Linked DNA regions of Homo sapiens: regions 1 and 3 are each linked to region 2. A link is a contact called in ENCODE Hi-C data. All regions are on one chromosome and are shown on one strand. The core of a region is the stretch at or near the end of the contact, and the rest is flanking DNA. Distances in the headings are between cores, read along the strand shown. Region 1 overlaps LAMA1 (laminin subunit alpha 1). Region 2 holds the start of PTPRM (protein tyrosine phosphatase receptor type M). Region 3 holds the start of ARHGAP28 (Rho GTPase activating protein 28).

Region 1 (2,700 bases), core at 25-2,524, 530 kb before region 2:
GCAAACTAAACAAAGCGGGAATGTGAGGAACACTTCATAAACAAGTGATCCAGGGACCCAGAAAGTTTATCTCAGAGACGGGGATGAGACTTCACCAAACACACTGCTCAGGAACCAGACCAGAAGAGCAGAAGTTCTTATTTGAATAATACAACATAAAGTCTAACAAGGCTAGAAAACCTTCTTTGTATCATCAGATGCAAGTACAGGCTATGAAATGCTGTCCAACACTCAGGTGCCCTATGAGACTACCTAAAATGCAGGCAGCGCAAGTTCTTTCTCAGTGTTCCCTGAGATCTTCATCTGAGACATCGCTACCTGCAGGGTCACACGCACCTTATTTCCAAGGTAGGCCTCGGGGGCTGCCCAGTAGTACTTGGGAGCCAGTCTCTGCATGACCGCGGTGTTGTTGATGCTGACCTGATGGCGCCCGCCTAGTGCATCTTGCTGAGACGGGATCTTCCTGGGACTGATCAAGTCGGTGACCAGCCACCCGGACATACTGTTTACCTTAAAAACAAATTCAAGAATTTTGAAGTATGAAATAGAACTTACCTTAGATTTCACCCAGTGCAGCAGTAATATTTTCACAATGAAGAAATGGGCCAGAAAGCTTCTCTAGGGATGGCATTAACATAACACCTGTGGCTGCTGAACCTCATGACCCTTGACCCTTCCACTTGTAAAGGACCAGGAGGACCTGAGAACAAGTCTCACTACTCCAAATCCAGATCCAGTATAAGCAAATAAATGAGCAAAACCATAAAGGCCATGGGTATAGATTTTAGATTTAAAACAACAAAGAACATCATAAATGCATTCAGCAAAATGTCTCTTGCTAAGTCTGACTCCCTCTTCTTCGTTGCCCCCTGCTTTTTACCCAAATGTTGAAAAATGTACAAAGATAACCTCTAGATCTTATACTCCCAATGCGTCACCGACATAGAGGTGATGGTACTCCCCCCAGCGTGGTGTCCACAGCAGTCACTGCTGGGTAAGTCCCTACCGAGCAGCTCCTCCCTTGCCTGCAGCCATCACACCATCTCCACCTCTCCTAGCCACCACTGGACACCCCTGTTGAACCCATCACCCCAGAACTCCCTGTTCCGGAAACAACTTGGCCTGCATTCCTAAACCCTGCACCACGTGCCGCTGTTCCCACCCTCGCCACTGGAGGGCCTCCTACTCCTTAGCGTCTTTGAGCTGGAAAATCCCCATGGCCCCACGGCCCTCTGGGCTCCCAGGCCTGAGAGCAGCAGGGGCGGGCGGAGGGAGAGCCGACCTCCCCACCCAATCCATTTCCCCACAGAAGAAATTGAAACAAGACGTGTTCTCTAGTGCCACATCATCCTGTTTTTTCCATAGAGAAATGTGTGTGGGAGTAAGCACATGACCTATAAAGAATCTTGAGAGGCAGACGGCTGCCTTTGACCCACGTCAGTATCATTGCATAGCGATGAGAGTGGTGTCACGGGAAGTCATCCTCATTTCCTCCTCACACAGCTCGTGCCAAGCTTGTGCAATACGACCTGCTCATTAAATCCCGCCGCGCAGATGGCGCCTCCCACCTGACCAACAGGCCAAGAGAGGCTGCTGCAGACATCAGAAACGCCAAAGCAGAAGCACTCGGAGCAGCCCCGGGGGTTTTTTTCCTTCAAGTTATAGAATCCTGGCTTGCAGCGATCACAGGCCTTCCCCTCAACGTTTTCCTGTAAGTTAGGGTAAAAGATTAGCTTTTGAAACCAATGTGTCTGTCCAGAGAGAATAAAATGACATTAACAAGATAGGTGTTCGGTGATCCACAGAGACAGGTGAATAAACGTCCAAAGTAAAGGTGAGGCCTCATAAAGTCAATATTTCCAGAATAGAGATTTTGAATTATATATAATTTGATTTTGTACTCAAGAACAAGGCTGGAGATCTTAGAACTCGGTCATTCCATTTAAATTGTTTTGTTTTGTTTTAAATTTTTCATTTTTTTACTGATCTTTCCAGCATTTCAAAATCTGAAGAGAGCTATAGAATTTTCTCTTATTCATAAATGCTCAAGATTATTTCCAGTAGTATATAACATGTGCCTAAGACTGCACAGGTGGGAATAAGCACATAGGTACAATGGAATGTCCTATGAATTATGAAGAAATTGTTATTAATATTGTAAGGCCAAATAAAACCCCTCACTGGCACCATATTAATGCATTTCTTATGACTATTCAACTCCTTTTTAACAGACACTCAAAATAGCATATCTGCGTTTAATTGGTGTTCTCAGAAATTTAATGTTAATCTGGTTCTCTTCCGAATACAAAGCTGGAAAAGAATACCATAGAATTAAGCTAGGGGTCAACAGCATCTCTTTTGCAACTACTCAACTCAGCCTTTATTGGTTGAACATAGTCATAGAAAATACATAAGCAAATGGATACAGCTCTGTTCCAATAAAACTTTATTCACAAAACAGGCAGTGTGTCAGATTTGGCCCACGAGCCATAGTTTACCAAGTCCTGGTTTAAAGAAAGAAAACAGAGATGAGGCCCACAGAGGAGGTGGGAATATAAAGGTATGCAGTGTTTGGTGTCCTCTAAGAAGTCACAGAAATGCCTCTGGAATATATCACCATTACCAGAGGTACAAAAAAAGAAGCCAGATGCCCATGTGAGTCCAAGCATATATAATACAGCCAACTCGGTGTGGCTTGGA
Region 2 (2,700 bases), core at 158-2,657:
TATCTAGTAAGTGGACTTCCTGAAGTAAGAGGAGTGTTGGTTGCCACACTAAAGGCAAGTCTTCTAGTCCCCAAATTTGCCTTGGGAGGATGACAGCTGTATCTTTCTTGGTTCTGGTGTACAGTGGAGAACAGGGTCAAGATGAGTGTGGAATCCATTTATTTTTTTACGTGTTTATAAGCACTAGAAAGCAGTGAGCACTAAGCAGAGGACCCCTCTTGCGGAAAAAGTGCAGGAGAGCTCCTGGGTGCCTCTGTATCACCGGTTTGCCTTCTAGCCAGAATCATTGCTAGAACCCTGTCACTCAGTTACTTTGGTTCCTAATTTAACCTCTTCCCAAGCCTTCTATTGCGTTCAGTTAGCTAGGCCAGGAGCTTACAGCTGTCTGGTTGGTGCTGGCTCAATGTGCTTATTCCCTGGAAGATAGAAGGATCACTTACAAAAAAATTTACAATTAAAATAAAAAAATTATTTTTTGCTGAAGCATTGTAAGGTTTTTTTAATTCACTCAGACCCAAAATCGTAAAACTAAAATATTTCAAGACATTACTTGATTCACCCCCCACTTCTCTTTCTCCCCTGTTTCTCAGCACTTTGCACCAGATACAGAAACCACGGGTTATGTCCAAACCCTGGTTTTGGTGTGACCACCGCCTTCCGTGTACTGCCTGCGGCTCGCTTCGGGCCCACACGGGACACCGAGGCATGATGAGGACGCAGAACAGCAGAAGCGCGCCCTGCTTCCCGGGCGCCAGTGCTCGGGGCCAGCGGCGTGTACCCGGCGGGCCCGGCCGGGAGCGGGCTGGCGATCGCGGGGCTCGGCGCTCCCGGCTCCCGCGCCATCTCCCGGCGCCCGCCAACTTCGCTCCGCCCGCGGCGTAGAGAAGCTCGCAGCCCTCCGGAGCCTCAGCGATCTCCTGGCTCGCTTTTCCCGCAGCCGCCGAGCAGCGCAGGCCCGGCGACTCCGGGTGCAGCTGGCCCTGTGCGGTGACATCGCCGTCCGGCGCCAGGCTCGAAGCCGCCTGGCCGCGCCCGCGGGGTCGCAGGCCGCTGGTCCCGCCCGGCCGCGCTCACAAACTACTCGCGGCTCGTGACCCGGGACAAACTTCTGGCGGCGGCGCAGCCTCTTCCACAGTCACCCTCCCCAGAGCCAGCTACCAAAATAGAAGACGCGGCCGGGGCGAGGAGGTGGGCGGGGGGAGCCCGGTGGCCGCTCCTCCCCGCGCGGCTGACGCCCGCTTCGGCGGCGGTAGTGGCTGTGGCCGCGGGGCCGCCCCCAGCCGAGCTCCCGGAGGCGCTCGGGCGCGGGCCGGCGGGGCACGGGCGCTCACGCCCTCTAGCGGGCCGCGGCGGCGCCGGGCGGCCGTGACGTGAGCGCTCCCTTCAGCCGGCCTGCGGGGCACCGCCAGTCAGTCGGGGAGCAAGAGCCCCGCGCGCAGCCGGCGCGGGCTCGGTCATCGGCGCGCCGCCGCCCGGGGCTGGGCTTGGGGCTGCCTGTGGAGAGGCGGCGGGCGGAACGCGCGCGGCCACGGCCACGGCCACCGCCACGGCCACGGCCGGCAGCTCGGGTCCCGGGTCCCGGGCAGGGGAAGGGGAGAGGCGGCGAGCTCAGCAACCGGAACCGAGGGAAGATTTTGGCTCCGCGGGCTCGCCCTCCGCTCCCTCTGCCAGCGGCGCCAGACGCCGAGTGGGGCCAGGGACAGGGGAGGAGGACCCAGGACCCTGTGCCCGCGCCCCTGGAGCCGCTGGAGTTCGGACTTCTGCAACTGTTGGCACTTTGGGGGCTTGGCTTAGCGCTCTGCTGTTTACCCGTCTCTCCTCGCTGCCTCGGAACCAAAGCTCCCGGCCCCCTCCGCCCTCGCGCGCCCACCCACCGCCGCCGGGGAGCGGCCCGGCCCGCACTCAGCACCATGAGGGGACTTGGGACTTGCCTGGCGACTTTGGCCGGACTTTTGCTAACTGCGGCGGGCGAGACGTTCTCAGGTAAGCGGGACCGCCTCTGCCGCCCCCGAGGCGCGCGGGCCGGCGCGGGACGCCCGGGACGCCGACAGCTCCCTGGTGGTAGAGCCCTAAGGCTGGCGTCGGGGCCGGGCGGGGGGCGCGGCGGGCCGGACACCGCTTCTGCCTGTGAGCCGGGCGCTGGGCGAGGGGCCGTGGGGCTGGCAGGCACCCAGTCCTCGGGCGGGCGGAGCGGACGGACCCCGAGGGCGAGCTCCCCAGCCGGGACTGCCAGCTCGGCCGCCGTCCTTCCGCGGCCTGGGCTAGTGCTCAAGGTTGGGCGGCTTGCACTCTTGAGTCCCTGGCCGGCTGCAAAAGGAACAGCAGAAAACTTTGCTTGAAGTTCCCAGTTGCAGCCGCCGGGCCGCCTGGCGTAGGCGCTGCGCGGTCCCCGCCGACCCCGAGCAGCGGCCGGGCCCAGGCCGCTGGTGTTCGGCTGCGCCCGCAGCGATCGCCGGGAACTGGCGGCCGCTCCGGCGGCGGCGATCTCCCGGTGCCCTGCCCTCCCTGTCGCCCCCTGCCCGGCGCGGCTGGCGACCCCGGGAGGTCCCCGCGGTCGTGCAGCGTCTGCGGAGAGGCTGGGGGGAGTTCCTCGCCGGTCCCAGCGGTAGGGCTTGGCGGCCGCGGAGGGAAGCGGGCAGGTCCCCAGGCCCTGGCCACGGCCCTGCGCCCCGCTGGGCTCCCCCTCCCCACCCTCGTCCC
Region 3 (2,700 bases), core at 76-2,575, 840 kb before region 2:
CCCCATTTCACAGATGCAGCAACAGAGATTCTGAGATGTTAAGTAGCATGATCAAGTTGCCCTCCAGTAAGGGATAGGTTAACTTGTCTTTCCACTTCGTCTAGCTCCTAGAGATGCACGGAAGAGACAGCAGATAAAACACATTGTCCGTGTGAGTAAAACATTCACGTGGGCCTCTTCCTAGGCATACTTCTGGTTACTTTTTAATCAGCTATAAGAATGTTGTTTTTCCATTTGTGCTATTAGTCCTATGTGGATAAGGACATACTTCAGACTCAAGATTTCTAATGATGCCCCTTTTTATCTACCTCGAACCAGTCCCTACATCGTCCCCCACCAACAGTAACTTCTGGAAATAACACCCATTTGGCTTATAATAATAAAGTCTAATTTTCAGACAAGCTGCAAACGGTATCTGTTAATGTGATCATGATTGGGAGGAGGAAAGGGATGTGAGAGTGAGGTAAGAGTCTGGTAGTGGCGCACTGAGGGTGTGGGAGGGAAGCGTTCCCTTGCTGTAAAAGGGGATTACCTGACCCAAAAGGAAATCAAGTTTATTGTAACTTGACTAAGTAAACAGCAATGTAATCCAGTTCTTCAATTTTTGATGTGGATGCTTTAAATGAGAGAGTGTCACATTTTCTCCTTTTCTTCCCTAGAGCACACATATCAAACCCGGCCTCTCTCCTCAGCCTGAGGTATGGTTTCTTAGTCTCACTCCTCGCAGCCAGGCAGGAAATGTTCCCAGCCACAGGATAAGCCTCCAGTTGGAAGAGGGCTGGGAGGGGGAGTGAGAAAAGGAAAAAAAAAGAAACAAAGAAAAACAAACTTTACTAGAGCCGCTAGCAGGAGCCCCAAAGGATCCCGGCCGGTTTCCAGTTTCCTAGAAGCGGGGATCACACCTCCCCGCGCACTCCCGACACATGCGCGCGCACGCACACACAGGCGCACACACACAGACACACAGGCGCGCGCACACAGGCACACACATGGACACACGGGCGCGCACACACAGGCACAAACACAGGCGCACACATAGGCGCACACACACACAGGCGTGCACACGTACACAGGCACACAAACAGGCACACACAGGTACACACGCACACACAGACAGGCACAGACGCACGCACACACACAGGCACACAAACAGGCACTCACACAGGAGCGCGCGCGCGCGCGCGCACACACACACACACACACGCACTATGCCCGCCCCCACTCCAGCCCGTGGGCGTGGTTCCCAGCGTCTGCGAATTCGCGCGCCCGGGGCGGGGCGGGCCTGCCCGGGGGCCCCTGACAGCCGCGGGAGAGAGCGGCTGGTCGCACCTCGGGCCGCGCCGCCCAGCTGCTGACAGCCTCCCGGCGCGCCGGTCCATGCTGGTCCCGGTCTTTGTTCTGGGGCCGGCGCCGAGACATGCGCGGCTGACGATGGAGGTGGAGGACTCGGGCGGCGTGGTGCTGACCGCCTACCACTCGTACGCGCGCGCCCAGCCCCCCAACGCCGAGTCGCGCTGCGCGCCCCGCGCCGCAGCCAGCCACCCGCTCAGCAGGTACCCGGAGCCGCTCCCACCAGGGCGGCGCAGTCGCGCTGGGCTTGGGGGGTTCGCCGTGCAGCTGCGCCTTGTGCCTGAGCGCACGACCGCCGTCACTGGATGTTGTTTCAAGTTTTGGTGGACTAGATGAGTGAGCCTGGGGTTCTTTGCATTGTCTTTGACTGGAGGTGGGAAACGCTCGAAGGCTCCACCAGCCTGGGCTGAAGTCGTTGGCTAGCAGAGATTAGCAAGCAGCAGGATTGCATTCTTGATACGATTTGAGGATAAGTCATGTGTATATATATATATATACCTCATTTCGGCCAAAGTTGCCTATAAAACATCGGGAAATTAAAAAATATTCCAAATGAAACACAAGCAGCACATGAAAAGAAAACAGTAAATGAATAACCCTAAATCCTCAGAATACTCCTTTTGAGAGCTTGTTCAGTAACTGCATGCCTGGTTTAAAATTTAGGTTGAGAAATTCTCTAAAAAGTACACCTCAATAGACTTTTAAAGACAATTTTATTTCTACATGTTAAAACCTTTCAATTGTATAAAGGCATTGGTGTCATTATTTGATTACTGCTAATGTCAACTCTATGCTGTCAATGCAATTATATTTCCTTTTGGTCAAAAGAAGTCTATAAGCATCTCATCCTGTACATTTCAGATTTAATCAAGGATCTATGTTAAATTACTCTATCAGTGATCATCCATTTGATGCAAGATCAAGGCCAATGAGACTTTCATTAACTGAAACAAAAACGTTTAAGTGGGTAGACAAAAGTATTATGATGAGTGAGATGGTTAGATATTTGATACATATTTGGGGGAAGTTTTATTTGTGTAAATGTGACTATCTGATCCACTGACGAGTGCTTTTCTTTACAAGGGGGCAGTTTGAGTGGTGTGTTTTCATCATGTTTATTTTTAATCATTTCTTTTATCTCATACTTTTAACTTTAGTTGTGCGATAATTACTTCTGTTTCCTAATTTAATTGATTGTGATTTTAATTGATTTCCTAATTAACAGATTGTGACTTTATTTCAAGGAATATCTTTTTGGCTAGTATCCATGAGAAGAACAAAGTACATTGGCAAGAGATCTATGTTGGGCTTGGCTAACAAAGAAAATGTTGTTTCTTTCAAAAACAGCAG

Evidence for each region. Hi-C counts contacts between places; a loop is a spot of excess contacts on that map. Pooled maps may share reads with other maps.
Region 1: a pooled map shows a loop between it and region 2 (6-fold over the local background). The contact joins the enhancer-like site here to the promoter of PTPRM in region 2. A Hi-C loop is called at or near these places in 4 of 50 pooled maps.
Region 3: a map with no recorded cell type shows a loop between it and region 2 (7-fold over the local background). The contact joins the promoter of ARHGAP28 here to the promoter of PTPRM in region 2. A Hi-C loop is called at or near these places in 1 of 37 single-sample maps with no recorded cell type and 3 of 50 pooled maps.

Annotation. Positions count from the first base shown.
Region 1 is chr18:7,037,242-7,039,941 of GRCh38, forward strand. It overlaps LAMA1 (laminin subunit alpha 1), which reads right to left. Exons shown (of 63, transcript NM_005559.4): 11 at 1,569-1,709; 12 at 337-510. Among named protein-coding and RNA genes, the nearest start is that of LAMA1, 79 kb to the right of the region's middle. RefSeq lists enhancers at 860-1,360, 906-2,105, 1,069-1,363, 1,361-1,861. Within about 2 kb of position 1,275, at least 15 of the 41 ENCODE cell types and tissues checked have a DNase peak (open chromatin) inside an H3K27ac peak, as active enhancers do.
Region 2 is chr18:7,565,909-7,568,608 of GRCh38, forward strand. It overlaps PTPRM (protein tyrosine phosphatase receptor type M), which reads left to right and starts at 1,408. Exons shown (of 33, transcript NM_001105244.2): 1 at 1,408-1,983. The coding sequence starts at 1,911. RefSeq lists a silencer at 1,089-1,458.
Region 3 is chr18:6,728,391-6,731,090 of GRCh38, forward strand. It overlaps ARHGAP28 (Rho GTPase activating protein 28), which reads left to right and starts at 1,326. Exons shown (of 18, transcript NM_001366230.1): 1 at 1,326-1,553. The coding sequence starts at 1,432. It overlaps ARHGAP28-AS1 (ARHGAP28 antisense RNA 1), which reads right to left and starts at 1,472. Exons shown (of 2, transcript NR_134645.1): 1 at 1,330-1,472; 2 at 537-778. RefSeq lists an enhancer at 1,096-2,059 and silencers at 1,229-1,318, 1,529-1,628.